Regions from separate parts of the Homo sapiens genome. Here region 2 is linked to region 1. A link is a contact called in ENCODE Hi-C data. All regions are on one chromosome and are shown on one strand. The core of a region is the stretch at or near the end of the contact, and the rest is flanking DNA. Distances in the headings are between cores, read along the strand shown.

Region 1 (2,868 bases), core at 250-2,749:
TAGGCCACAAGAGAGTCAACAGGCTGTACTTGGAATCAACACTAGAGCTAGCTGGCCATGCCTGGATCCCTCTCCCCTCTGGCGAATTCCATCTCTAGGGGCTCCTTGTTCCCTGCCAAACAGGTTTCCATAAAGCACTCATTTGCCAAGAAGTTCCGGGTGTTTCTGACCGTGAACTTAAGCTCAAGTTTCCCCTAAACCTGCTTTTTTTCCATTGGTAACCCTGCACATAATACTCTGAGATTTTGTTTAGAAAAACAGACTGAAATTTCTTTAGGGCTGTGTGCATGTATTTGGGGCATGAATGAATGTGCCTATTAGCTCATTCTGTTCTAAACCCTATGATTCCCCGGATGTCACGTGCCACCTGTTCCTACTGACTAGGTACCAGGCACTGAAACCACCATTGCAAAATTATAACTGAGATGGTGAAAGGGATCTGACCTAACCGACTCCATCTTGCTTCTCATCTCCAAGCTGTCTTTGTTCATTCCTAGGCATAGGCCAAACTAACTTTGGGGGGAACTTAGTTTATAGTGTAGCTTTGAAACAAAGACAATACCAGCCCTTTCCCAAACAAACCCCCTTCTTGCCCAGGAACTAGACTGCCTTTTCAGGACTAACAAATTAGCCACAAAATTAGAAATTATGGTTTAGGAGTCATGCAGCTAGAGGCTGCAAGATTCTAAACCTCAAATTGCTCCTGGGGATAACATCAACTATTGTAAAACCTAAGATCAGTGCTTAAGATATTTCACAGACACTGCACTCGATGGATCAGCTGGCACCACCCAGATGAATAAACTGGCTCATCTGGTCTTATGACCCCCACCTGGCAACTGACTCAGCACAAGAGGACAGCTTTGACTCCCTGTGAGTTCATCTCCTAGCCTACCAATCAGCACTCCCGACTCACTGACCCCTACCCACCAAATTATCCTTAAAAACTCTGATCCCTGAAAGCTAGGGAGACTGATTTGAGTAATAATAAAACTCCGGTCTCCCTCACAGCCAGCTTTGTGTGAATTACTCTTTCTCTATTGCAATTCCCCTGTCTTGATAAATCGACTCTGTTTAGGCAGTGAGCAAGGTGAACCTATTGGGCGGTTACAGCACTTTAACCATAAACCTTATGAGAAAGTGCCATTTCTCCATTTCACAGGTGAGAAAACTGAGGATTAAAAAGGTTACTCAAATAACTTTCCTAAGGATAAATGTGTGAGTCTTCTAACTCACACATTTATCAATGAACAAAACCGGATTCACAAGTACACTGGAGACTTTACATTTTGGGCAAGGATATTAAGCTAACGGGAGTGAGACAACCCTTCTTCAGTAGAAAAAAGGCGAGCAGCAGGCGCTGCTTTAGTTACCAGCACTTTGCTTCCTCCGTCTCCCCGCGCCAGGCATCGGGCATCCCAACCTCGACTTTGGCCTTCAACTTGGCGCGCTCCGGAGCTAGAGCTCTGCGGTAGCGAATCTGATCGCGTGTCCATGCCCGCCCCCTGTCCCGCCTCCTGGCTTTTGACCCCGTCCTTGGTCCCGCCCCGGGCCCTGGCTCCTGGCCCCGCCCTTGGTCCCGCCCCGGGCCCCTGGCTCCTGGCCCCGCCCCAGCCCAGGCAGGTCACTGCGCCATTTCCTGTCCAAAGCTGGGCGAATCAGGTCGGTGCCGCGGGGTACCCCGGAATCCCCCCTGGGAGCTGGTCCTGCACTGGCCTTCAGAGCCGAGCAGAGGACGCTGCTTTGGGCCCCAGAGCATGGGAAGGTCTTGGCTGCGGTCTGGGACGGCTGCGGTCTGGGACCTGCATGGAGGGCCCGGGACTTGCGGACGCCTGGGAGCGGTTGCTGGGCAACAGTGCGTGCGGCCTGGCCTCTTTGCGCCCGGCGGGCAGCGCGCGTCTGGGGCAGGCTCCGCGCGGGGCTCGGGCACAGGTCCCCGCTGCCGCAGCCCTACCGAGTGAAGCACTGAGCGCGGCGCCGCTTCGCCATCACCTGGCTCTGGCCCTCTCACCCTAGCGTAGGGGGGCACTGGCCAGGCAGTGAGGACCCTGAGATCCATGCCCTGGGAGACAGAGGTTGTCTCCTGTCCATGCACCCGCGCGCCTGCCTTCTAACCTTCATACCGTTGGGCAGATTAATTCACTGGACTAGGCCTCTGTTCCGTGGGAGTTGAAAAGATTTGACCTGGAAGAAACCCTAGCGATTATTCAGTTAAGCCGCAACCCCACCCCCTGTTTTATATAGGTAAGGGTGCTTCACGGTGAGGACTCGTCGCGTGCCTGGTGCTTTACATCAGTCCCCAGAATAGTCCTCGTAGTTTCTCTCTTACTGTTCCCATAGTATGGGTGAGGACTCTGAGGCTCGGAGAGGTTGTGAATTTAGCCAGAATCACACAGCTTGTAACTGGTGGAGATGAGGACACTGAGACTCGATTAAATCACTCGTAGTTTGTTCGTGGCAGATTACGTGTTAGAAGCGTGTTACACTACTATGAAACCTGGCCATAAATGAGAATCACCTGGAAAGTGTTTAAAATCTATATTCGTGTCTGGGCAATGTCCCGGGTTTACTGACTTGAAATCTCGGGCTACGGCTGAGGAAGCTGTATATTTAACAATCTTCCCGATGATTTTTATGATCTGTGGATGAACCACTGAGTACTGCTGGGTACACCACGGGGCCTTCTCGCACAAAAACAACTGTAAAATAATATCTGAGGTACCTAGAGCAGAAGAGACGCTGGTGAGCATGGTAACATTATGTTCTAATCCCTTCAGTCAATTTGTACCCTTTCTTCACTCTTCAGAAACAAGCCAAAGGCAGATTTTAAACAAGTATGGACATTTAGATGCAAATTGCCCCAAGTTT
Region 2 (2,868 bases), core at 202-2,701, 850 kb after region 1:
AAAATGAAAATATTTAACGCTATCTCGGAGAAGCTGTGAGGCTCACCTTGAATACATACCACCATAGCTAACATGTCATGGGGTTAGATCCTGTCCACGTTATGTCCAGCACACTGCCTGGCACATTATTGGTGCCAAGAAGTATTTGTTGAGTGAATGATGCAGCCTGGGATGCCGATGAACAGGGACACTCCTCTCTCCGGACAAGTCCCTCCTGTGGTAGGAACTGTTTATGTCCTAAGGACTCACTGGAGGGGACAGCCAGGAGCCCCTGGCTCGTATTGTATCCCTCTTCCAGGCGGTGTGACCCAGTGTGAGTTAGCCAGTGTCTCTGCTGTGAATCACACATCAGCAGCATTGGTGGGGCTGGTGGAAGCGGCTGCAGAAAAGAAAGGGTTGCTTGCATACTCATGTCAGGTGGGCCCGGTGTCCCCAGTTCAGACAAGAGTGTGACTGTGCAACTGCCCTGCGGAGCTGGCGGTTCCCTGGGGAAGCTGACTTTGGTTCCACCTGAGATGCTGCTTCCAGGTCCCCTGATCTCATATGGCTGCTCCAGAGGCTTTGGGAGTTGGGTCCTCTTTTCCTAGTTTTTCCTTTCCATGCCTGTCTTACTGGGCACTGAAGGCTGATTGTGTCAAATGATTTGTCCCTCTGCTAGTCACTTGCCAATGCCCTTGGAAAGGATGATTTGATGATTAGGCAGGTGCGATGAGTCATAGTAGTGTTTTAATTCACCCTTGCAGATAGCTCACGGCCTATATTCTGATATTTCTATTCTTTTTTTTCTTTCTGTTGTCCGGCATACTCCTCACCTCCGTGCTGAGAGGTCTTGAAAATAAAATAGCACAAAGGGCTTAGTGAGGCTAGACCATTTCCTGAATTGTTTGGCCACTGTTAAACAGGCCCTGGGGGCCTCTGGAGTGACCTGGACTTGTTGGGGAGTTGGGGTCAGAGGGCTGGGCTGGTGGCGCTGGGTCTTCTTACAGATTCCAGTAGTGGTTTACATGTTCTGATGCCTGAAAACAGAACTAGGTGATGTTTTAGAAGAGACATTGAATTAGATGATGTGAGGTTTTCCTGCTGCTCTATTTTGAAGGTTCCATGAAGAAAGCTGACAGTGAGAATGGGTGTGCCAGGTCTGTAGAGTAGACCCATTTTACAGATGACCAAGGGTTCAAGCAGCCCACAGCCTGGAAGAACAGTAGTTGCTCCAGAACCCTGGGCGGGGGAGGCGGGGGGGAGGCGAGCATTTTTTTTCAAAAGGCGCAGGCTGTGGAGAAGTGAGTCCAGGATCTGGGTAGGGGTTGTGGTTGCCCCCCTAAATGTTGCTGCCCTTGCACTGGCACATTCCTGCTGTTTTCTTCTGCTCAGCAGAGCCGAACGGCTCTCACTTCCTGGCTAGCTCTGTGTGCTGCCCCACCCCCTCTTGGCGAGCATTGCCTGTGTTTGTTATTGTAGTCCTGGCTCCAGGCCAGGCCTGGCTGCGAGCCAGACTTGTGGGTACAGTATGTACAGTGAGTGCTGAGCCAAGTTTGTCATCATACACCATTAATTTTTTTTTTCTAATCTGGTTGGGGTGGGGTGAAGGAGGAGGCAAGAAAAGAGTTTCTCCGATGCTTGAGAATAGGCCGCATTGAATTCCGCAGAGATGTCATTTCTGAAAGGCAGACGGAGCTCCGGCTTGTTCTTCCTTCGCAGTTTTTCCTCCTTTCTCTCCCTGTCGTCCTCCTCTCCTCTTCATTTCCCTATCACGCGAAATCAGCCTGCAGGAGATCGACAATGCAGGTCTTATTTTCAGTGACTAGAATACTAAATTTACACTGCTAAATCAGTTTTCATTGTGTTGAAATTGACAATTTGTTTAATTAGAAGTTTGCCCTGTAGGAGGCCCTTCTGAGAGACAGTGCCTTCCCTTTTTCTCTCTCCCTTACTTTCTGTTTTAAGGGTTTTTAAAAGAGCCTAAATGGTAGTAGTGAATTTCAGTTTAATTGAAGTTTTAATTTCAATTCGAATGTGTGAATTAATCAAGTGTTTATGGGCTATACCTGATGATCACAATAAGTTTAAACTAACTATCAATAACCAAACTCATTAACTAATGAGATGATCTGGCCAGGCCCTGCATTCTCAGAGGTGGTTTTGGGGGTCAGAAGGGTTTGCGTGTTGGGGAAAGAGGCTTGGGGTGGGAAGAGAGATGACCTCCAAGGCTTTGCAAAGCTAGCCCTGATGGAGGGTGAAGCTTGGGTGTAGGACTGTGGCCCTTCCCCTTCCTGTGTCCCAGGAAGACTCTGAAACCTCCCTCCTCACCCTCTGCTACCTTACCCCTTTTGGGGATCTGGCATTGAAGCATCTGTTGATCCACTGTCTCTTCGCCACTCCTTGTCGTAACACGAGAAGTGATTCCTAGCTCTGAGGTGTCCATGCAGAGACCACAGACACATGCAGTGACTCAAATTGGTTCTGAGATGGGCCAGTGTAAGGTTTCCCATTAGGTAGATTTCCCACAGCTTGGCTTAACGTCCTGGTGGCTTATAAGTGAGCATGCCTAGAACTGCTTGTCCCTATTTTTGACTCGGCTGCATACGATTAGGGTTTGAGTATTCATGTGGCCTGCTCCTATTCTGGGAGTGTCATTCATTTTTGGAGCCAGAGGATGTTTAATAAGCACGAATTGTGTGTCAGGCTCTGTGCACTTAACAGTGAAGACTGCTACAACATCCCTGCCCTCAAGGAGCTTAAGTCTAGAGTGGGAGATGAGTATGACTATGCAATCATCATACAAGATGGTAATGTGTGCAAAGTGCTAAGAAATCTAGGAGAAATTCAGAGTAGGAGAGTGTTTTGTGCCAGAGGGTAACAGAACAGCAT

Evidence for each region. Hi-C counts contacts between places; a loop is a spot of excess contacts on that map. Pooled maps may share reads with other maps.
Region 2: a loop to region 1 is called in a map of mammary epithelial cell, with 7 times the contacts of the local background. The contact joins the enhancer-like site here to the promoter of TTC12-DT in region 1. A Hi-C loop is called at or near these places in 3 of 168 maps with a recorded cell type or tissue (CD4-positive, alpha-beta memory T cell, CD8-positive, alpha-beta T cell and mammary epithelial cell) and 7 of 50 pooled maps.

What each region holds. Positions count from the first base shown.
Region 1 is chr11:113,312,957-113,315,824 of GRCh38, forward strand. It overlaps TTC12-DT (TTC12 divergent transcript), which reads right to left and starts at 1,500. Exons shown (of 5, transcript NR_199709.1): 1 at 1,374-1,500. It overlaps TTC12 (tetratricopeptide repeat domain 12), which reads left to right and starts at 1,627. Exons shown (of 22, transcript NM_017868.4): 1 at 1,627-1,662. RefSeq lists silencers at 1,438-1,687, 1,711-2,005, 1,898-1,997.
Region 2 is chr11:114,158,705-114,161,572 of GRCh38, forward strand. All of the region lies in intron 3 of ZBTB16 (zinc finger and BTB domain containing 16), which reads left to right. Among named protein-coding and RNA genes, the nearest start is that of ZBTB16, 100 kb to the left of the region's middle. RefSeq lists enhancers at 873-1,374, 1,375-1,874. Within about 2 kb of position 1,452, at least 30 of the 41 ENCODE cell types and tissues checked have a DNase peak (open chromatin) inside an H3K27ac peak, as active enhancers do; they include mammary epithelial cell, where a contact is called at or near this core.